Regions from separate parts of the Mus musculus genome. Here all the other regions are linked to region 3. A link is a loop called in an ENCODE intact Hi-C map of the cell type or tissue named here. Cell type or tissue: gastrocnemius. All regions are shown on one strand.

Region 1 (8,000 bases), 530 kb before region 3:
GTCAACAGAGGTCATAACGGTTAACTCGGAAAGCCCCATGACAATCTCCTGTGCCCCTTAACCCTTTGAAATGGGGTAAATACCTCTACCATGTATCATGGCATTTTTTTACTCTTTCTGTCATAGTGTGTCACCATAAATAAATTAGGCTGCTTCCCCTTTAAGTAGAAACTGCCTCGAGGGTCAGATGGAACTTGAGAACTTTCATCTGAAGCACTTGTTGGTCCCCCAGGAGTGTCAGTTGGACCTGGTGTGGGGAGCGGGGGCAAAGGCAGGCTTGGAGGACGGCCACCATTGTATACATGAAGCCTGTACTGTGATCTAGAGATAAGAGCGTTGTGAGTACTAACTGTGGCTCTAGTAAGGGATGAACTGGCTCCCCACCCCCACTCCCCCACACACTGGTTTTTACCTGGGGAGGCAGTTGGCTGCTGTCCTCTTGGAGGTTGGCATTAAGTCCAGTTCAGCCATTTTGTTTTCTTTTTCTTAGTTAGGAAATCTTTTTTTTTTTTAATTATCTATTTATTTTGTTGTAGCTTATCAAAAGACCCTCACTCACAAAGACCACAGAAATTGCCATCGTTGCAAAACGCATGAGGAATTTACTTATCCAACAGGTTGGGGAACCCCCTCTCAGCACGCAGGCTGGAGGAGAGACCCAGAACAAAGAAAGGACACACTTTTTATAACTCTGTAAGGGCCAGATATAGGCACCAGTTTAGTCTGGCTTATTTTAATTGGTGTAGCCAATAACCTTTTTAGATACTGGTTGGTTTGTGGAGGGTGACTCTCATTTTGTCTGTCCTTGAGGTTTTTAGTATGAGGCGGGACAAAGGAATTGTTAATCTTGTTTTGGAAGCTTAGTAATTTTGACCGTTAAAACTATGTTTCTATATTTGTTTAGTCAGCCAGCTTTTTTATCTGACTCTGTACTTGGCCTGCTAGTACAGTTTGGAAAGTCCTTTTGAAGGGGGAAGGTACTGGGTAGTCTTGAATTTATTTTGGATATTACAATTTCATATATATGAGTACACTGTAGCTGTATAAATGGTTGTGATCCTTCATATGGCTGTTGGGAATTGAAATTTTAGGTCAACCCCACTTGCTCTGGTTGCTATGGCCCAAAGACTTATTATTTATTATTATACATAAGTACACTGTAGCTGTCTTCAGACACACCAGAAGAGGGTGTCAGATCTTATTGTGGGTGGTTGTGAGCCACCATGTAGTTGCTGAGATTTGAACTCAGGATCTTCAGAAGAGCAGTCAGTGCTCTTACCCACTGAGCCATCTCGCCAGCCCTAGTTAGGAAATCTTAAGAGCTACTTTAAAAATACTTGGAGGACTGGATGGCGATGGTGACAAGAGGAGTCTTTTGCTTCAGTTGGCAGATAAATTACATGAGATTCTTTCTAAAGCCTAGCGTGACGGTACAAGGTCATGAGCAAGTCCAGCAGCTTGGAAGCAGGGGCAGGGGGATAGGGAGATGTGAACAGTTTGTTCTCCATAGAGTTCCCAACCAGCAAGTGCCATCCAGTGAGACCTTCCCTCCCTCTTTCCTCCTCCTCTCCCTCCCTCCCTTTCTCCCCTCCCCCCCTTTTTTTGTTAAAGGCAGGCTCTCTCACTGTCTAGCTCTCCTTGCTATGTAGACCAGGCTGGCCTCAAATTACAGAGCTCCACCTGCCTCTAAACCCCTAGCACTTTGACTAAAGGTGTGTGCTACCACACCCAGAGTAAGACTTTAGAAAGAAAGAAAGGAAGGAAGGAAGGGAGGGAGGGAGGGAGGGAGGGAGGGAGGGAGGGAGGGAGAGAGAGAGAGAGAGAGAGAGAGAGAGAGAGAGAGAGAGAGAGAGAAAGAGAAAGAGAAAGAGAAAGAGAAAGAGAGAAAAGAAATTGAGTTGAATAGCACAGTTAGCTCTTAACTTTGATACCAGAGCTTAAACCATTTTGAATTATTAATACCATACTCGGAGGGTAACTGTGGCTCCTCATGTTTTCGTTCTTAAGACCCGGTGCTTAGATGTTTGCTGTGTGTGTGTGGGTAAGAGGGAAAGAGACACAGATATACCATTGTATGCCATTGGTGCTGAGGGGCTGAGGGGCTGAAGGGCCGGACAGGAAGGTGGGGGGAGACTCTGACTCAGCATGAGGAATGCTGACTCATCCTGAGGAATGCTGGCTCACAACGGGAGAGAGAAGCCTTTCTCTGGAGATTTGGAGATAGTCAGTTTTCCAGTTTCCTTCAGATGGAATTGTAGAGCAGAAAAAAAAAGTAATGATCTCCCTGCTTCTCGCCTACAAGTTTTGTTTTGTTGTTTGTGAAGAACAAAACAGAACAAAGGAAAACACTTCGCCAAAAGATGGAATCCTTATCTGAAAAAAAAGACGTTTGGAACAGATTCTCCATTTTTGTCTCTGTAGCTTTTGTCCATCCTGTCCAGGTTTAATAACTAAATCCTTGGAAGCAGGAAGTACATTAGCACTGTTCTAAGAGTTTGTCAGTCCCTTAGGCCGTAGGATTATTTCCTCCCCAAGGTGGACACGCAGACTGTTATAGGAACCCGGAAAGGACCAGACCCAGGGCCATCGGAAGCTCTGTGGATCGCACTGAGCCACATTCACAAGGAGTTTCTGTAACCTGGCAGCCCATGTTCTCACAAGAGCCACGGCTAACCCTCAGCGTCAAAGGAGGCTGTGTTTCCCCAAAGGCTACTGCTTTCTGAAAAATCCATGACTGCAGCAGGTACTCGGAAAAAGTCAATGGTTTTTTCTGTCTTTTATTCGCTATTTTAGACCAGGCTCTTTTGTGGCAGTTTGTTATCAAGAAGTAATGAGTAGATTCTTCTGAGAGTTTGGACTCATTGCAGTCTAATTATGAAATAGTAAAGATTGTATAGGAATTCTCCTTCATAGGGTAAAATTGGTCCAGTGGTGCTGTTGGTGGGCAGTGGAGTTGCCGTGTTGTGTTCATTAAGCATAGGTGGTGGCTATTGTAACTAAGAGGGGATGAGACCCCAAGTTTATTCCACTATCTACGGGAGCAATTCTGCTCATGTCTAAAGAGAAACTTTAGTTTTGATTCCAAATGATTTCACTAAATAAAACATTAATAACAACCAGTTGAATGAATGCTAGTGGACCTCTCCACTAATATTTAATGTTTTAGAATGGATATGTTATCTTGATTACTGTTTTTTAATATCTAGTATATTTTAGTACATTTAGCTCGGAGGTTGTAATTCTGCATGTGTTCCACAAGGTGGCAGGCTTGTATGTTTGTAGGTTCCCTTTGGTTCCGTGCAGAGCAAGCTCGTGGTTATGCAGAAATCAAAGTTTTTCTGTTAAATGTTAACTGTTTTATATAGCAGAGCTTTACAGTTTAACTTTTATGATGGAATGCTCTCTGAGCCTCATCCCAGGCTTTCCTGGTGTCTTAAACGGTACAATGTAGTGTGGTTGTTATCAGGAAACCCTCTAGATAGCAGTGACTGCGTAGACTAAGGACTAAGATGGAGCAGTGAGGGGTGGAAGGGAAGGGATAGAGGCCCTGGCAAGGGCATGCACCTGGGCAGTTAAACGCTGCCTGATTCCATCTTGCTTTTTTTTTTTTTTTCCTTTATTTGCGTTAGTTTTCCTATTAATAATGCCAAGTGCTGGTCTCTAGTCTAGTGTGATAGAACATGGCTGCTTTCTGCAAAATTAAATAGCACACAGTGGCAGGCCAGCCCTGCCTTCTCTCAGGGGTTTTGTCATATCGGTTGAGGGGAGGAAGGCACTGTGACGTCTTGAGTTTTATTTATCACAGGCCACTGTGGCAAGGTGACACACCGTGGTGCTGGGAGAGGCGTCCTGTAGATGTAAGGTCTCATCTAAAGTATGCTAAGGGGTCTTTCCTGCAGTCCTTGAGCCTCTCGTGTGTAGACAGTTTGTTTGGAGGAGATGACACGGAGTACGGGGGTGGCTCACACTGAGTTTGGCTGTTCAAAGCAGTTTGTGGTTCTGGTGACACAGCATTGGGTAAGTCGTCTGTCTCCTGGACCAGAACATTAGTGTTCATCAAAGCTTCGCTCTTCCCTGCTTCCGGGTCTGTGGTGGTTTTGTGAGTCTGTACGGTAGCCAAGTTGTCTACTGACGTTGTTCCTGCCATTAGTTATTTGCATGTTTTTCCAGTCTTAATGTAATTTATAGGTGCTGGAGAGATGGCTCAGCGGTTAAGAGCCCTGACTGCTCTTCCAGAGGTCCTGAGTTCAATTCCCAGCAACCACATTGTGGCTCACAACCATCTGTAATGGGATCTGATGCCCTCTTCTGCTGTGTCTGAAGACAGTGACAGTGTACTCATACATAAAATAAGTAATTCTTTAAAAAAATAAAGGTAATACATAGAATTCACTGGCCCAAGATTAAGATCCTATCTGTGGTTTCATGAGCGCTGAGAGAGCAGTGGCTAAGGTACTGATGATTCAAGGCAGCCCTCTGCTTTTCTGGGTCTCTGTAATGTCCCAACACTGGCTCTGCTGTGGATTTTACACATGGCTGCAGTAGTTATCAAGTCATGGGAGTGTTTCCCCCAGTGTTGCACTGGCTGCACTGTCTCTTACACGCACACTATAGAGAAGCCACCAGCCGTTATGCAGGAGCTACGTTTTGCCTGACCATGGACCATGGACACTTGAGCCTCTCTTCCCAGCTTTCCCTAGTAGCAGGACTCTTAACCTTGTGGTGGGCAGGTGTGTAGATACGGAGGCTAGGTGCTTAAAATATATGGATAGCTTTATCTCATAACTATAAAATGTAAACATTTTCCTTTTAGCTAGGTATTATATGCTTTTGAGTAATTGGTCCACTGCCTTAGTAGACTGTAATCCTGTAACTTATCCTTACACTAACTTTAGACTTGGCTGAAAATCTTGGGGCCTCTAGGGCAGAATTTTGTAAAGCTAACTTTACACTGTGAAACGAATCAGGTTCAGGATATAGCTGTGTTTAGAACACGTTATCCAACGATGTAGCTCATCTGAGATAGTAGGGAATCTGACATTTACTTCTAACATTGCGAGTATCTTATTATAAGGACTCAATGTGTTAGCCTACACACCTAAGTAATTTTTGTTATCTTTAATATAGCTTAAAATCCACTTGTTTTTAATGAAGGAATTTTGTCAGAATGAATTGCTGTTGAATGTCTAATAAAGAAGTTGAGCTGGGTGCAGACTGAGTCCCAGGCTTCAGACTGGAAGGCTGCCCTGTAGGTGTCCACAGTCGCTCGAGGGCTTGCAGCAAAGCAGGCTGCAGGGATACATAGGCCTGCGTTCCCCTGCATCCCCCTAGAGCACGGGGTAACGCTGATCTAGAAGCCTTGCTGTATAAGGCTGTGGCAGGGTGGTGGCAGGGCTTGCCAGGCGAGGTTAAGGAAAAGAATGTTAAGTAGAATTTATTATTATTTGGGGTGAGTCAGGAACAGAACACTTAAGCAGAAGCCAGTTTTGTGATTGTATCCTTCGATGTATAGAAATCTTTTAATTAATTTCATACATGTACTGAGGAAACTGGATTGCTTTCAGTACTAACCAAATTCTCTCCAGAAAGTCCTTGCCTATTCTCGTATCTAGAGCTGTGTTCCCTGTGGTTTTGTGTAACAGAGTCAGTTTCGAGTCATACGTTACAGTCATTTATCAGTTTTGAATTGATGTGTGTGTGTGTGTGTGTGTGTGTGTGTGTGTGTATGAGTATGAGGAATGGGGGCGGGGGGAGGGAAAGGGGCTGGAGTTAGGGATTGGTTTAATTCTTTTTCATGTGGATATCCTATTTCTTCCTATTTCTTCCAGAATCTTCTATTAAAAGCTCTGTGTTTCCCCACTAGATGCTTCTGACAGCTTTGCCAACACTGGTTGGTTGTAGCTGCTGTCCCCTAAATGAGTGGCATTGTAACTGTGTCTTCAGCAGTTCATCCCATCTGTCTGTCAGGCCAGCTACTTCAGGGGGGTGGGGAGCATGGGAAGGCGGGTGGGCCACTGTGGCACTGCTCTGGTCAGAAGCAATACCGTGTAGCGTGCTGTGATGGTGGAGAAGGAAGGCATTCTGTCAGTCCTCCGGTGGTGGTTTTGGCAAAAGCGTCACATTCAGGAATGGCAAATGGCATAAGCAGAGTAGATCTCTACTCCAGCAAGGACAAGGTGTTTTCCTTCCCGTGGAGGAAGCCATCCAGTGTGGTCCTTCACTGATTTGCCTTTGTTGATCTCTGTATTCCCTAGAAGGAAGCCACTGTGGTCATGGTAGCTGTGATCTTACTGTTTCCTGAAAATTGGTTTGCAAGTACTTATTGAAATTTTGTGTGTGCTATTGTTCATCTGGATTCTTGATGTGTGTCTGTGTGGTGTGTGTATGGTGTGTGTGTGTGTGTCTGTCTGTGGTGTGTGTGTGGGGGGGTTGCTTGAGCGCATAATCGAGCATCTATGTGTGTCCCCATCCTTATCTGGTTTTGATAGCACAATAGTAGTGGCTTCCTAGAAGCGGCTTTGGTAGAGTTCCCTGTAATGTAGTGAAGTCCTCAGGCCCCCTTCAGGTCAAGGGACTTTGCCCTAATGGAATTGTTTGCAGACCCTCAGTTAGCTCTCAGTTTATTAAAAGTGGTAAAAGCAGTGAGAGCCTCCAAGCCTGGACTGTCTTTCTGTTGCTCTTTCAGTATCATTGCTTGTTGCGGATCTGCTCAGCTTGCTGGTGCCCACTGACTTGAGTTTTTGGTCGGCGCTCTGTACTTCAGCATCTCCATTTCTTCCATAAATTTGTTTGTTTGTTTGTTATAATTTTCAAAACACTAGTGCTCATTTGCATTCCATTTGAATTTACTGGAATTTGATCTCAGCTATTCATTTAGGTCTTTCTTTCCCTTGGTTAGTCAGGATAAAAGGTTGTTAATTTTATGTTTCTCAAAGAACCAACGTGTTCGCATTTCTTCAGGCTTCTGGCTCCATCGTTCTTTCTTTCTGTCCACAGCTTTGGGGTTGGACTTCTTCTTGTTTTCTAAGACCTGGAAGTCCATCATTAATTTATTGACTTGGGACCTCTCCAGTTATTTTTTTAATTTTATTTATTTATTTATTTATTTATTTATGTGTGTCTGTCTATGTGCGCATGCCACAGAACACACAGAGGTCAAAGGGTAACTTGCTGCAGTGCCCTCTGCCTTCTCCTTAGACCATGCCAGCTCTAGGGGACAAATTCAGGTCACCTGCCTGGCCAGCAAGTACCTTCACCTGCCTGCCAGCTCCCTGCCTCCACCCCTCCCCACCCCACCCCACCCCTCCCTCCACCTGATTTTTTTTTTTTTTAATGTAAGTACTTAGAACTATGACCTTTCATCTTGGAGCTGCCTCAGCTACAAGCCAGAGCTAAGTCATGCTTTCATTTTCACTTGATTATTAGAACCTCAAAATCTTCCTTTTGATTTAATGACTGTTCTAGACAATATTGTTCAATCTCCAAGTATTTGTGTGGCTATTGTGGTTTCTCTTACTGCTAAATCCAAGTCTTGTTCCACTGTGATCTGATTCGAGACAAGGAACCATTTCAGGGGAGTGTGTGTGTGTGTGTGTGTGGTGTGTGTGTGTGGGTGTGTGTGTGTGTGTGTGTGTTGTGTGTCTGTGTGTGGTGTGTGTCTGTGTGTGTGGTGTGTGTCTGTGGGGGGGGTGTGTGTGTGGTGTGTGTGTGTGTGTGTGGTGTGTGTGTGGTGTGTGTGTGTGGTGTGTGTGTGTGGTGTGTGTGTGTGGTGTGTGTGGTGTGTGTGTGTGTGTGTGTGGTGTGTGTGTGTGTGTGTGGTATGTATGTGTGTGTGGTGTGTGGTGTGTGTGTGTGTGTGTGTGGTGTGTGTGTGTGTGGTGTGGTGTGGTGTGGTGTGTGTGTGTGTGTGTGGTGTGTGTGTGTGTGTGTGTGTGTGTAGTCTCATTGTGACCTAAAATGTGATGCATTTTGGAGAAAGCTCCGGAACTACTGAGAAGAAG
Region 2 (8,000 bases), 890 kb before region 3:
TCTTTTACGTGGCTGTTTATGTCACCCAGTGCCATAGGTAGAAGTGGTGTATGTGATGTATGTAAATGGGGCTTGAAATTATCTATCTATTTATTTATTTTGGTCTTTTGAGATAAGGTTTCTCTCTATATCCTTGGTTGTCCTGGAACTCACTCTGTAGACTAGGCTAGCCTCCTACTCGGAGATCTGCCTGTCTCTGATTAAAGGCGTGTGTGTGTATATTCCTGGGGTGGAATTCAGGTTGTCAGTCGTGGTGGCAATTGCTTTTATCCTCTGAGCCATCCAGTTGACTCACTGCTGTGGTTTTTAATAACAGATTGTTATCACTAGACAATCAATTTAAAAGCCTGCATTCTTAAGTGGCTTTTCTCTCTGTGAAGGTGAACTTTGCCCCCTTGTGGACCATACAGCAAGTGACTCAAGGAAAAACAGTCTCTGGTGGAAGAGGTGATTGTCAAGTGCTAACAGGAAATCTTAGACCATTTGTTAATGGAAACCGTGTCTTTTACTAGTTTCTTGGTAATATTTATCTTGAAGGTTAGAGGTAAAGATTTTTAACTTATTGTACATCTGTGTCTATATATGTGTATGTACGTGGGTATGTGCATGCCAAGGCAAGTGTATGAATCCAGGTCAAAGGACAACTTAGAAGTTGATTTTGTTTTTCCACCGAGTGTGTTGCAGGAATTGAGCTCAGGTCATGAGACCCAGCCACAGGTACTGTTATCAGCTGAGTCTTCTCATAAGCAGGCATTTTGTAATTGAGAAGTTAAACATTTTGCTGTTTATAGCTAAGATTCCCAAAGCCAGAGACTTTCACTCTAATGGGAAATAGTGAACAAATATATGAGGTGCCTAGAAAGCTACATGCTATTGAAACACTAACAGTAACACGTGGGGATAATACTGCTTAGCCAAACAGTTCTTTCATTAGGCAAGAGGAGGCTTTGGAAAGTAGATTTGTTTGGGAGGGCTTGCTGTGAAAAGTGAGCTACCCACCCTCCACTCCACACCTAGGGTATAATACACATAGCAAGTAACTTTTTAAACACCGTTATATGGACACTATCACAAGTAGCCATAGAGAGTGTTACATCCTGCCTCGCCCAGTTAAATCATGCCTTCCCCGACCACTTAGCAATTGTGGTTCTGTACTGTCAAATCATGTATGTGGCACCATGCAGCATGTAGACTTCTGAGGTTCAGAAGTCATGCATGTTGGGTGTAGTACTAGTTCATTCTCATTTCAGAGTATTTTTCTGTCCCATTGTATCGCTCTATCAATGACAGTGGTTTCTTCATCTCCCACTTGAGAGGCGGTGAGAGTATTTTGGCATTGCTAAAGCTTCCATAAACATTTGTGTGTGCGTTTGTGCTTTGAATATAGGCTTATGTTTGTATTGGATAAGTACCCAGAAGTGGTGTTGGGTGGTCATGCAGAGATTATATACTTCACTTCAAAGGAAACTGCCAAACTTGGTTGGGGAGAGGTTTGGACTCTAGCGTTGCTGGTTGACCTAGGGAAGCATTCAGAGGAAGAGTGCCTGAAGGTCTGCATCAGTTAACTGTGTCCTCCAGGAGCCTTGCGTCCACGTCTTACTTGAAAGCGGCCCATCCTTCCTAGGAAAAAACAAGCTCAAGGTACTGTTGCTGCTGCTGGCGCTGGGGAGACTGCACTGCTCTTCACTGCCTGTTCTGATTTTGCCTGACAGAAGGTTCACATCTGTTCTCATATTACTCCCACACTCTAGACAACAAAGGAAACAGAGCCTAGTTTTCAGCTTCTCATTAGGAAAGCAATAGGTGTGCGTCAGCTTTAAGTAGATTTCCATGCAGACCTCATTATCTAGAAGTAGACTGTGTTAGTGGGCGTGAACTTGGAATGTCCCCCAAACAGAATTGCCAAAAGGGAGAATATGCAGCTGTGTGTTACTGTGCGTGGTGACACAGTTTTAAATTGGTTGTGTTTCAGAACTATGAGTGAAATTCATGGGCAGCCCCTACTCTCTAGAATAAAGGAGGGCTGGGACAAAATTTTCCATGCTTTCCATGACTTCTCTCACGTAGAACTTTCAGTGTAGATTGCAGGTATTCAGTGACCATCGTCAGAAGTGCTGGGAGATGAATGGGTGCAAGATACTGAGTGATGAAGTGGAACTAGGGACTTGAGAGCATGAGGGGTGCCAGAGAGGACACGGGAGTGGCGGTTGGGGTGACATTTATTGTACCTGCGATGTTAAGTGTTCTGTGCACCTTTTAATTCATCTGAGGTTCTTTCACATCTTACTTCTTGGGTCTTGCCCCTTCAGGTATTCAGGAGCGTTAGTACATACTCATTAGCAGGATAGGGAACTAGGTGTGGGATGTGTGTCGGTAGTCCTGGTGTTCAGGAGGCTGGGGTGGAGTGTCTGACCTTGTGCTGCTCTGCCTGTAAAATATAGAAAGCAAGGCATTTTAGAAAGGGAGAAATGGGGTAGGTTGGCAGGAAAAAAAAAGACATGGGAAATATTTTCTTTATTTTGGTTCATTTGATAGATTTATAAGACATGTACTCTAATATTAAGCAGTTTAAAAATATTAAATTTTATTTCTAGCTATCTATTCTCCGCTTATTTTATCTTTATTTTTCAATGTGTATTTTTAAAGAACTGAAAGATTCTTAGATTTGTTTTATGTGTGACTGGGTGTTTGCCTATGTGCTTGTTGTTACCACTTGCATCCCTAGTGTCCAAGGAGGCCAGATGAGGATGCTGGGTCCCCTGGAGCTGGAGTTACAGTGGTTGTGAGCCATGAGGAATTAAACCTGGGTCTTCTGGAAGAGCAACCAGTAACGGCCTTGCTATCTGTTCAGCCCCAATTTATTTTATCTTTAAACTTTCATTGTATATATCCATATAACATCATATTGTGTTATATTCAGACATTTCCATTGCAAGTATGTATTTTACATTGCATCAGTCTCAGATTTTGAAGAGTGTACCCTAAAATGAGTGAATTCCACATTGGTACAACAAAATGCTTTTTAATTTGAAGGTTACTGTTCTAGTGAAAGGTGCTCTTCTGGAGGAAGCCAGTGTGTGTTTTGGCACAATAGAGTGCTAACATCTGTGTAGCCATTCTGCTAGAAAAGTGAAAGAGACCCTGGACTATGGATTTAAAGCCAGGAAAAAAAGTTACATCTTTATGTTATCTTTCAGACTAACCAAAGTTGGAGGGCCCACTGTGCTTACAAAGTAGGAGAGCCTGTCTCCCAGGCAATGTCCACTAGGTGGAGCTTTTCTCTTCCCATCGTTGCCCCTGTCTGCTGTTCCCAGCTCAGGCTGAGTTCCCTGTCTACCTCTTATTAATGGGTGTATGTTTCTGACGTTCAGAAAGACTTTGAAATTAAACTACAGTGGCATAAGCTTGTGTTCGAGCGGTTTTTAATAAAGAGAGAGAGAGGAGCTGTGCTCTGTCTGGGATAGGCCTAGGAGAAACAGTAAGAGTAGCAGCAGTTTGAGTGCAAGGAAAGCATTGGCTTACTGTGCAGAGTAGCAGTTTCACCCACTAGTGGACTCCATCCTGTAAAGACATCAGTAGGACGCTGAACTGCCCCCTTTGCATGGAGGGCATTGAGTAGCCCTGAACTTGGTGCTGAGCCACCACAGGGCCTGTGGTGTCTGGCTTCTCTACATCCTGTCTACAGATGGGGAACAGCTGTCACCCATTCTCCCTGAAGGCTGTTCTCTAAGCATTTCTCTCATCTTTTACAGGCGGGCATGCAGGGCATGGCAGAGATTTTGGTTTCTTTAAAAAATACAAAGAGCCCACAAAGTAGCTCTACTAAGGCCAGCTCCACTGCCACAGTGCTAAGGTCGGCTCCACTGCCACAGTGCCTGTCTTCCTACGAAGGCTTTACTTTCCCCCCTCCTCATCAGCTTGGAGTTTCTACTGAGCCACTCCAAATTTTATTTTTCCTCAGCATTGCCCTGAATGTCGGGGAAGAGGTCACGCTCATCCAAGTGCCAAGAGTCCACTTTGTGAAACCTTAGGTCATGCTTGCTTTTCACGAGTATCTGTTGTTGTCAGGTTCTCATCTTGTACGACCTTGCTCTTTGCCTGTTGTGCTTATTCATAGCCCGTGCAGTCATCATCTCTTCTTTATGGACGGCCACTATTTATAGCTGGGTACATGCTTTGCACTGTCCTTACTGAAATTCACTGCCTTTCCCCATTCTCTCTCCACTCCCCAAAGCCATTTCCAGTCTTGTCTCCAGACTACGGGATAACTGACAATAGTTGTCACTGTCTGTGCTCCACGAGCTGATAATGCGGGTGTGTATGTTAGTTTAGTGCTAGTGACGGTCAGACCAAGGGCATGTGCATGCTAAGCATTCTCCCTCTGAGCTATGTCCCCAGTCCAGTGATAGATGGAAGAAGTGGCAGAACTTTAGTTGGTGTTTCTGATGATCATCAGCCTGAGTGGTGAGGGCTGTGTTTCACTCCTTCATGTTTCCTATACTATGAAGATTTGTTTCATTGCCAGATTTTAGGGCTGGCATCTCCATACATCTTGTGCTAAGAAATGGAATCAGTGGTGTGCATTGCCTAGGATTCTCATTCATTCATTCTCTCTCTCCCCTTTTTTCTTTCTTTCTTTCTTTCTTTCTTTCTCTTTTTTTTTTTTTTTTTTAGACAGGGTTTCTCTCTATAGCTCTGGCTGTCTTGGAACTCACTATGTAGACCAAGCTGACCTCAAAATCAGAGATCTGTCTGCCTCTGCCTCCTGAGTGATGGGATTAAAGGTGTGTGCTACTTTGTCCAACAAAGTGGTTTATTTCGTGTGTATGAATGTTTTGCCTGCATGTATGTCTCTGCACCATGTGTGTACCTGTTGCCCAGGGAGGTCAGAAGAGGATGTTGGGTTCCCTGAAAATGGAGTTACAGATGTTGTAAGCTACTAGGTGGGTGCTAGGAATTGAACCTGGGCCCTTTGAATAACAGTCAGTGCTCTCAACCACTAAGCCATCTCCCTAGCTCTTTAGAACTTTTCTGTGGTTTGCTATCACCTGTTGGATTGAGTACAACATTGTAGGTTGAGCCTCCTTTGGCAACTCAGTTCCCTGTAGGCAATTTATGTTTTATATAAAATAATTCCCTGGTGGTAGTGGCCACTCTTTCTGTGATCTTGAGTTGTTTGTATTACTTAGCTTACTGAGAACAAACTCCAAACCTTTCCACCGAGTGCTCTCTGTTGGCACTGTTTCAGACCAGTTGCTTTCATGTGCATTTCTTTGTGGATTTCATTTTGAAATAATTCACCCCACCCAAAGAAAAGTGTATTCTCCTGGGTGCAGCTATGCTTAGGCTTTTTCTGTCCTCCTTAGTAGACTGTTGTTTGAGAATGTCTCTTATGTTGGTGACTTTGTGTGTGCATGGTGTATCTCTGCAAGAGTAATTGGCTAGGCAGGTACTTTCTCTGTGTGTGGTGCATGCTAAGCAGAGACGTTAGAGCAGTTCGCACGTGCTGCGTGAGTTAGGCAGTTGTAATTCTAGCACACGCTCCTTACCTGGGTGCAGAGTTGTGTGGACAGCTGAGACACTGACACATGAACTGCATTTTCTCTCTTAAATTTTAGAAGCAATTGGAAGTTTGTGATGTTTTTACATTTTTTTTTCCCTAGAAACTACCCAACTCTGGCCAATATTGAAAGGAAGAAAAAGTTACAACTGGAAAAGGCAAAGAGAGGAGAAGTGTTGACAACCACACAGTATGGGTGAGTTCCTGGACGCTGTCCATGTGCGTCCTCCGCGCTCCTTCAAAAGCTTGTGCTTAAGAGGAAGAGAGGGAGCACGCCAGCCTCTTCATACCCCCCCACCCCCGCTCCCATTCTGACTGTATCTTAAATACGCTACCTTGTACATGTGGTAGGGTTGGAACAGTCCTTTCCCTCCATGCTGCCCTGTGCTCCTTCAGACAAGCAAACTCTTATTTGGATGTTTGTAGGAAGTGTAACCAAGGATGCCCCACAGGATTGTTTCAGTCAATCACCTGTTGTCATTCAAGCAGTTAGCCAGTTGCTTATTAATAAAAAGTAGATCTGTCATACAGCCAGCCATGCTCTCCTGTCAGTAAAACATGAGGTCTCCTTTCCCTCCACTCTCACTTTCTTTTTTTTTTTTTTTTTCCACTCTCACTTTCTTGTTCAGAATTTTTCCATTTTATTCTACTGGCCTTACATATACAAATCCTATATGCACTACTTGTTTACATATACAAATCCTATATGCACTACTTGATGCTAGCGCTCTCTCTGTCTCTACCTCTCTCTCTCTGTCACACACGCACATGCGCACACACGCACACACGATCTTTCTGTCTGTCTGTCTTTCAGTGCTTGGTAATGTTACTAACAATATCCAGCATCTTATGTACTTATTCATTTGGCGAAATATCTCTTCAGGTATTTGTTTTTAAATTTTCTTTTCTAATTATGTGTATTGAGGGGGCTCTGAATTGTGCGCATAATTACAATGCCTATAGAGGCTATAAGGGGGTGTGAGATCTCAGGAATTAGAGTTAAAGGCGATTGTGAACCACCCAGTGTTGATCCTGGGAACTGAACTCCAGTTCTGGAAGGGACTGATGTGTTCTTAACCACCAAGCCGCCTCTCCAGCCTCAGAGGGCTTGCCGTCCTTAATTTTCAGGAGTTATAAATTTGGTTGCATACATATTGATGTGGAGTGGCTTGTATACATTAGGGATGTACTTCTTAACTTTTCTTGTATCAGGAAGTACTTGTCACTGGTATTTGGGGTCAGGATGGTGTCAGACACATCTGCTGGTGGTGACACAGGTCAGACACAGTTCAGGACGTGGTGGCTAGTGCTGTTAACCCTAGCTGCTTACTTGTTAGGTGTTCTTCGTTATACAGAGCTGTCAGGCATCATTGTCCTTTTACTCAGAGGACCTACTTGAGTGTTTCTTAAAGAGAAGATCTGCTGAAGGTGACATACTTATAAATGCTTTGCAAACCTTGAAGCCCTTAAAAATAAGTAATTTTTTAATGAAATAAGAATGGGTGTGTTTTATAAGACATGCTTACATACAATCTGAGAATGGCACACGCTAAGAAAATCTGCCAGTGATGGCACAACAGAGCCCTATTTTAGGAAATACTTGGAAACTTGTAGCTAGAAGTGAATGAGACTTAGGTTGTGGGGTGTGAACCTTTAAGTCTGGGCCTTTCTTTAATTTGGGCTCTTTCTGTCTTAGGGAATAAGTGGTCAATTTAACATCCATGTTTCTTTTGCTCCATTTTTTTCTTACTTCAGCAAAATGAAGGGCATGTCCAGACATTCACAGATGGCAAAGATCAGAAGTCCTGGTAAACATCATAAATGGAGAAGAGGTGGGGCTAGGCAGAGAGCAGTCGTTGGACTAGGAAATCATGCCAGAGATTCGAAGCCTGAAGTTCCATCCAAGGCTAATGTGGACCCTCTAGGTGCTTTGATCCACAGCGACTCTGGTAAGCTGAATGGGAGATAACATAAATACGCAGTGTGTGCATTGAGGGAGATTGGATGGGGAGGGGTCTTGGCAGAGTGGAGTGTTGGGTTAAGTACAGAGGGATAAGATTAGGAGGAATGGAAATAAAAAAGTAAGCACAGCTAATAGTTACTGAGTAAGGTATGCCGTGCTCCGTGTGCTTTGGGTGTGTTACCTCTTTCCCATGGAAGGGCCTTTTATGCAGGTGGTATTCTGATTTCCATTGAGAGAAGACCTCAGGACCAAGCAGTTCACTTTACTCACACTGTTAGCTGCTGCAGAGCCCGAACGTGAACCAAGGGGTCTGACTCCTAGTTCAGCACTAGTACTGTACATGTACTCTGATAAGGTCTGAGTTTGTCTGAAAAATGTGAATATAGGAGCTGAAGATGTGGAAAGGAGTTTAGACAGATCCTTTCTGGCTATTCCTGTAGTTCAGTGGAGGAGCTCTTGTTTGGCGTGCACAAAGAT
Region 3 (8,000 bases):
CACAACGCTCCCCCACCCCCCACGCCCCATGACATCATGCAAACCAAGAGGGTCAAATCTCTGTGTTCAGTTTAAGGGCACCATGAGACACCTACATCCTCAATGATGTGCATTTTCTAAAATCAGCACCCAGTATCTACAAGGTATCATAAAAAAAAAAGTAATTTGTGTTATTTTGTCACTACAGTCATGAAACTAAGTAGTATTGGGGCTGGACCCAGGGCTGGCACCCCCCCCCCCAACTCCCAAAGTTCTGGACTTTTGTTATGCATACTTAGACATGAAGAAAATGAAGGGGTCCTTAAGATTTGCATGCAGATTCTCTGGTTATGAACACAGCCAGGTAAATAAAGCGCCCAAGTTGGGTCATGCTGGAGTAAACTGTGTGGGCCTCGGTGTCACTGAAACGATTCTCCACTGAAAAGGACACACCTGTTCTTAAATCTGAAGAGACACCATAAGAGATTTAAAAAATATTTCTAATCCAAGGCCCTGCTTTCAATAGACACTCAACGTTTTTAAAAATTGAATCATGGTGATGCATTAAAAAGTATCAGGTAATCCTAGTAAATAAAGTGATTTATAGCTCTGTAGTTCAAAAGGAATAAGGATGGGATTATATCAAAGATGCGTGGGAATCCGTCTACAGAAGCTCCAAATGGCTCTTTGGGGCCACAAAAATAAACCAATATGTCTATAACCCAACAATACCTACTCAAAAGACCATGTTCTATAAATGATGAGATAAATAGTAAACGTCCCAGATAGGGTTTCACACGATTTGTGCGGATTCCACACCCCTCGCTGAGATTGAGCACAACTCAGTGCATTGTACATTAAACCATGGAGGAAGAGTTGATGAAGCCAAATTGAGAGATACTCAACAAAATACCTGACTAACACAGCTCAATGCTGCGGTGATCACGCAACATCCTGGAATCATAAAACTGTTACAGCTAAGATCAACACAAGGAGTTCTGATTAGATGCAGTGGGGGATCCTAGATGGGGTCCCCAAAGAAAAGGCTGAAATATTAGGTCATCAAAAAAAAAGACATTAGGTGAAAAGAAATTTAATTTTACTGAAGTATGGATTTTATTTGATAATAGTGTATTAACACCAGTTCATTAATTTCAAGAAGTAAATCAAACTAATGTAAGATGTTCAGAGACACTAGGAGTGGGGTTAATATGACTCGTTCTATTATCTTTGCAATTTTCGGTAAAAGTGAAAGCTATTCTGAATAATGTTTTAAGAAAATGAGCCAGATCTCCCATTATAATCAGCAATAACCAGTGCCATGTGGTGAATCAAAGAAACACCAAAATATTATTAAATGACTCTTGGGAAATTAGATAGCAAACCATACAGGAGAAACAAGAAACATTCACTTGAGAAGTGAGAAAGATAAAACATGATTTAAGAGTAAATATTATTTTTATTAAGTAAAACATAGGAAAAATCCACAAACAACCAAAAGAGAAAAATATGCACTTTGATAATTCCATGTTTATAGTGTTTTGAGTTAAGCTGTTCTCAGACTATGGGTTGTAAGCCCTTTGGAAATTGTATATCAGATATCCTGCATATCAGATATTTATATTATGATTTATAGCAGTAGCAAAGTTACAGGTATGAAGTAGCAATGAAATAATTTTATGATGGGGAGGTCACCATAACATGGAGAACTGTATTAAAGGGTTGAAGCATGAGGAAGGTCGGGAAGCATTGTCTTAACTGAAGAGAAATTATATTCAGAACAAATTAATTGGTCTCATTCTGCTTTGGGGATAGAATTAATTTAAGTGCATGGACATTCAACATCTGCACGTATCCATGTATCATGCCTAGGGTAAGACAGAAAATATCAGAAAGTTGTGGTGCTAGACTAATGGCTTAGCTCCTGATATCACTGTGGCTGTATTTTGACGTTTGGGGAACATCGTGGAAGGAGAAAAATCCATCATCAGGCAACAGACAGAGAGGTAAGAGCACCAGGGCTGAAGACAACACCTACAAGGCTTATCAAGCACAAAGAAGTTGCACTGGAGCCTGCCCAGAGCTCTCAGCTTTAGAGACTAGTGTTCATGGTACTGGAGGCTACCCTGCATGCCATGAAAGGAGAAAGATAAATCCAAATCCAGCTACCAAGTCTGTGATCTACAATGTTGATTCTCCTGCAAGATATACCGGTGCAATTGTGGCAGAAAGCTCGTCTGATTTAACTTAAAGCCTATGCAATGGAGCCCATCCCTAACACTGCTTGAGTGGCCAAGAACCAGAGGCCAGATAGGCAAACCGAATGCATTCTGTGTGTGTGTGTGTGTGTGTGTGTGCACACGCGCACGCACACATATATATGTATACACACACACGCATATATATATATATACATATATATATATATACACACAAAATTGTATATATGTATATACAAAAGCAGATACAGGACAAAACAAAGACACAAACAGAAGAAAAGAGCCGAAGAGAGAGCGTGAGATACACATGTAGATGCAGAGACACACATGTTTATGCACACAGAAAACAGGAAGCTCTGATGTTATGCAAAGGACCTACAAGGTAATAAAACAAACAATGCCCCAGCCTTGTTAAAACCTTCTGAGACAAAGAACCCCCAACAATGCCAATTCCTTTGTTTTGTGTTGGCCAGCTACAGCTGGGCATGGTGGCTGGCCTTATGGGTGATTCCACTGTGATTCATTAGCAAGAACTGATTTTCCATTTGCGATTGGTCATCAGTGAACATCACGTCTGAGTTAGGGATGGGTGTTTGTGTGTGTGTGTGTGTGTGTCTCCTGTCAGTACTAGGACCTGGTGTCAGAAAACCACTCCCATGAGTTGGAGAAGGTGTGTGGTGTTCTGATAGAATTTACAGACTCCCAATTCTGCAATAGAAGCTTCTTAGAGAGGAGGCCTACAAAGTTAGCTGGGTTCCAACATCTTTGAGAAAAGCCAAGCAGAGCATCACCATACATTTTAACTGTGGAGATTTGAACAAGAGTGACTTCCATAGGCATGTACATTCAGACGTTTGGTCCCCAGGAGGTGGAACTGTTTGGGAGGGATTAGGATATGTGTTCTTGTTGAAGGAAGTGTGCCAATGCCCACCCCATTCCCTGTTAGTTCTCTCTGCCTCATGGTCTCCCACCATGGTGGTCATGAATTCAATCCTCGGAAACTGTAAAACTCAAATTAAATATATTTTTAAAAGAAGTATTTTCAGGCACTTTATGAGTAGGCTGTTGCATTCAGAAAATACTTGTATTTCTTATATTCAATACAATGGTCATTTTGCAAGATTGAAAAGCAAAAAACAAAACAAACAAACAAAAACAAACAAACAAACAAACAAACAAAAACCTGACTTCTTAAATTCTGTCAAAACAAGGTGGCAAACATTAAATATTCTTAAGCACATACTGCCACCCAGTGGCTGAATATGCACAGTGCACAAAGAACGGCCAAGGCGAAAACAAAGGCAGTGTGAGGTTCTGACAGGAATGCTTCAGGCTGAGGCTCTCACTGTGAGGCTTCTTGTCAAGCTTTGTGTTCAGAGAAGACTGTCTGCCATCCCTAGTAACACTCTGGATGACATCACTCATTCGCAATGCTAGGGTAAATTTTAATATATTTATTTTTAAAGTGGCCTGAGCAGGGCCTTTCAAGCAGTGAGAGAAAAATATGTGAGATCTGTGCTTACCACCTCAGTAAATAATAAAATCTCTTTAATACAAATGAAACTCATGACTGCGAATGTCTAGGAAGACAAACCAAGGGCACGTTATTTACCACAAGTCAAAAAAAAAAAAAAACAGAAAAAAAAAAGACAATTCAAACAAATAAACAAACAAAAAGCCAAGCTTCCGAGGCAAACATTAGAGAGACTCAATTAGAGAGGTGCTATTAGCTCTGACATGATAGTAAAGATGTATTTATTAGATTCTTGACATAATACCTTGAATTTCCCTTGGATAGAAGTCAGGTCATTTTAATATGTGCCGAAGCCAGGTTAATATAGGAAATCCCTAGCTGTTCAACTCAGGTACAGCAGTATTCTTCGTTTGAAGTAACCATCCAAGAACCTTCTAGAATTCTCTAGGGAAGCTGAAACCTATCTACTGTGCTCTCTAAAATCAAATAATGGAATGTGTGTGATTTGAACAACACTGAACGTCCACAGGAATGCTAAGAGGTTGTCTCACGGCTGTTATGCAGTGAGGTTTACCTATCCTCTTGGAACACCTCTAGCTAGGGAAAGCCATGCCATACTGTGCTTCTCCCTCACCATGCCTCGGATGCCTCGATCTCGCACTACCTACAGGTTAACACATTAGCCTGTCACTACTTTATGGATATTGGTAGAAAGCAAGAGATGCTTGGGATAGAGACAGAAGACTCCATTGTTCACTGTTAGCAGCTGCATGAACATTACATTGTTCCCTTTGTCCCCCAAGTCCTAGGGAGGCACCATTGAAAACCACAAATATATACATACATATATATATATATATATATATATATATATATATATATATATATATCCATTCCACAGTCCATTTGTGTCCTAGTTGAGAATGCTGGTCTATGGAATCCAGTGTTCTTGTAATAAACGGCAAACAAGATGGTTCTCTGCCCAAAGTCCCTAATGTATCTGCCAAGGACCAGCCTCAGTGTGGAGAAGGGGTTTCTGGGAGCAGTGAAAGGAATGACTCGAAGTCAAATCGTAGATCCAAGCTGATGACCTGTGTTCTGCTTGTTACAGCCTTTCCAGCCTGCGTCTCTCTCTGTTCTGCTTGCTCTCTGGAGATTTCTCTGTCTAAACTCTGCTTGCTTGCGAGTCTAAGAGATCTCTCTGTCCATGTCCTGTTCTGTCTGTGTGTGTGTGTGTGTGTGTGTGTGTGTGTGTGTCTGTCTGTGTGTCTGTGTGTGTCTGTCCAAGCAGTTCTCTCTTTTTATCCTAAAAAATTTTCTGGATAGCTCATCTCCTACGAAACACAGGTCCAATCTTCTACTTTATATATCAATCCAGTCATTTACTCCATGTTTCCTTTTTAAGGTTAAAATATTTCCATTTTATAATCTTTTGAGTCGAATATTTGATTTAATTTTTTCCATTTATTAATAAAGGTATTTAATTTGTGTTCCTTCTGCTGAATCCATGGGTGTTGCTATTTTCTCATTATTATTATTTTCTATAAACTACAGATTCGTTTTATTTAAAATTTTAAGATTAATTTTATTTTATGTGTATGGGTGTCTTGCCTGCATGTATGTCTGTGTGCACATGCATGCAGTACTTTTGGAGGTCAGGAGGAAGCATCAGTTCCCCTGGAATGGGAGAGATAGGTGGTTAGTAGTCACCATGTGGATACTGGGAAACCCTGGTTCTCTGGAAGAGCAGTCAGTGCTCTTAAGTGCTGAGTCATCTCTCCATCACTTTGTTTTGTGATTTCGGTGATTCTTACAATATAGCTATCTTCATCCTGAGTCCTGCTCCTCTTGGTGATTTGGCCCCACCCATCCATGTTCTGGGGGTGAGTAGGCCACACCCACTCACATTTTCAGAGATTTGAAGTGTTATTACTACTCTTTCTTTTGCTGTATTTTTAGTCTGTTTGGTTTATAGTTGGAGCCCTGAAACTGTGACCTATAAACTCTTACAGCAAACCACTCAGTCAAATAACTTAAGGTGTGCGTGTGCATGTGCCATGATAGGTTCCTATCACTAAACATGCTGATCGTGGAATTTAGATGCCAACCCTGTCAAGGATAAATAGAAGCATCGTGTTAGCATGGGCAGAGGAAAGCGGGGCTGGGAAGGTCAAGACTTGACAAAAGAAAAAGGTCAATGAGATTTTAAATCTGTGGATCTGGGACCACATGTTCCAATAATCCTTTCAGCCCTCAGATTTGGAAGGGAAATGCAAGGTAAGGAGGAAAGAAATAACCATAGAAGCCTTCAGATGAGGAAGATCTGCAATAAATGGTTGAACATTATTAGGTCCAAGTTTTCTTCACACACTGCAAATTGATGCACTCCCAAAAGGCTATGAATATATATATATATATATATATATATATATATATATATATATATTCATATATACATAAATACATACATATATGTGTATGTATATATACACATAAATACATACATATATGTGTGTATGTATACATATACATACATACATATACACACACACACATATATATCACAAAATATGAAGTAAAAAGAGTGATAAATCAGGGTGGTCTCTACATAGAAATCTTTGTTTCGAGCCGGGCGTGGTGGCGCACGCCTTTAATCCCAGCACTCGGGAGGCAGAGGCAGGCGGATTTCTAAGTTCGAGGCCAGCCTGGTTTACAGAGTGAGTTCCAGGACAGCCAGAGCTATACAGAGAAACCCTGTCTTGAAAAACCAAAAAAAAACAAAAACAAAAACAAAAAAAAGAAAAAAAAAAAAAGAAAAAGAAAAAAAAAGAAAAAGAAAAAAAGTAATCTTTGTTTCATCATGAAGACATCAGAAAGCTGTGAAGTTATACAACAGACCATGACACGGGGACTTTTTCTCCTACAATGTGGTTCCTCCTGAGGGCTCCAAACTAAAAGCAACGGCTTCAATCTCCACAGAAGAACTTTACCTTAAACTTCTTTCTAAGAGGTATCTATCCCCTTCCCATCAACATTCTTTATCTAAAGAGATCAAGGCCTAGCATGAAAAGAGTTGTGAGAATGTTTTTAAAGAAAATCACTGGTCTCTTCCCACCTTCCCAGGTGCTAAAGGGAACGAAAGCTTATAACTTGAACATTTAACTAGGGAGGGCTAGACGCCTTAACCGGTAAAGGTACTCGGCACATAAGCCCAGTGACCCTCAGTCCAATTCCTGGAATTGGGACATTAGAATTTTGTAGCGACAACAGTTTCTTGTGAAATTAAGGGGCTCAGCCAAGCTAAAATTGTCTTTAATGCCACTGGTAGAATGCAAACTTATGCATCTGCTATGAAAATCAAGGGTGGATTTCCAAAAATCCTAACAGTAGAACAAACATAATATCTAACTATAACACTCTTAGGATATATACACCCAAAGGATATCAAACGTCCCTTAAAATGTACAATCTCATCTAAAATTTATTACACATTGGAATCTTCCAGAAAGCTTTAAAAAAACCCTATTGTTGCTTTTCCTGTCCCAGGTTATTCTTTATTTGGCCTAGAGGGTGGCTTAGATATCAGGGTTTATTACATTTGCCAGGTTACTCTGTTGTGCAGTAACAGTCAAGAACTGCTCTAAAACTAGCGTTCAATTTTTAAAATTCTCTTATTCTTTACTATCAAATACCAAGAGAAAAGTCAGAATTTTTATGGGAAAGTTCTGTATGTTTAATCTTCTGTGTTGGGCCACTGTCATAAATAGTTGATTCAATAGTTGATATTTTTATTAAAATCATATAAATAAGTAAGTTCTGATAACAGAGTATACTATGATACTAAAAATTCCTGTAGAACTGGAAGGGATTAGTCTATAAAATAAATATTTGTTTCTAACACACATGATTTCTGTAAAGGCATATATTTTAAAGCAGTACTTTAAAGTTTATGTTGCTATTCAAGCTGCAAGAGAGGTTATGAGTAAACAGAGCCGAATACTTAAAAAAATAGGTTCATAATATATTCTTTTCTTTGGAGTGACTTTAACATGTGATGATTATGTCAATAAATTCAAGTAAATAATGAATAGATACGTTACAGTTAACAAAAGATATACTCTAAAATAATTCATTAGCTATGTGATTCTAGACCTTTTTTATATCATTAAAGGATCTCTTTCTCATCTTCCTTCCTTCCTTGGGTCTTACATGATTATATATATTATACAATCTTTCCTAGGTACTGAAAGTATGAAAATGAATTAGACATGGTCTTTACACTGATGGAACTCATATTCACTAGTTCACTGATGAACACACCAACTATT

The links. Peaks named below come from ENCODE experiments on the same cell type or tissue, not always from the same donor. Only the 100,000 strongest peaks of a DNase experiment are listed, where the experiment ranks them.
Region 1: a loop joins it to region 3, with 6 times the contacts of the local background. A loop is called at or near these places in 35 of 42 quality-filtered maps.
Region 2: it touches region 3 in a loop (4-fold over the local background); 14 of 42 quality-filtered maps call a loop at or near these places.

The regions. Positions count from the first base shown.
Region 1 is chr14:76,476,686-76,484,685 of GRCm38, forward strand. All of the region lies in intron 1 of Tsc22d1 (TSC22 domain family, member 1), which reads left to right. Among named protein-coding and RNA genes, the nearest start is that of 4930444M15Rik, 40 kb to the right of the region's middle. In gastrocnemius, a CTCF peak has its summit at 3,251 (motif pointing right); no DNase peak of the experiment used is centred here; H3K4me3 peaks cover 375 bases; H3K27ac peaks cover 832 bases.
Region 2 is chr14:76,118,823-76,126,822 of GRCm38, forward strand. It overlaps Nufip1 (nuclear fragile X mental retardation protein interacting protein 1), which reads left to right. Exons shown (of 10, transcript NM_013745.5): 6 at 5,664-5,756; 7 at 7,316-7,509. Among named protein-coding and RNA genes, the nearest start is that of Nufip1, 12 kb to the left of the region's middle. In gastrocnemius, CTCF peaks have their summits at 396 (motif pointing left) and 3,260 (motif pointing right); a DNase peak (open chromatin) is centred at 3,279; H3K27ac peaks cover 1,479 bases.
Region 3 is chr14:77,008,506-77,016,505 of GRCm38, forward strand. No RefSeq gene overlaps it. Among named protein-coding and RNA genes, the nearest start is that of Lacc1, 24 kb to the right of the region's middle. In gastrocnemius, a CTCF peak has its summit at 3,472 (motif pointing left); a DNase peak (open chromatin) is centred at 3,463.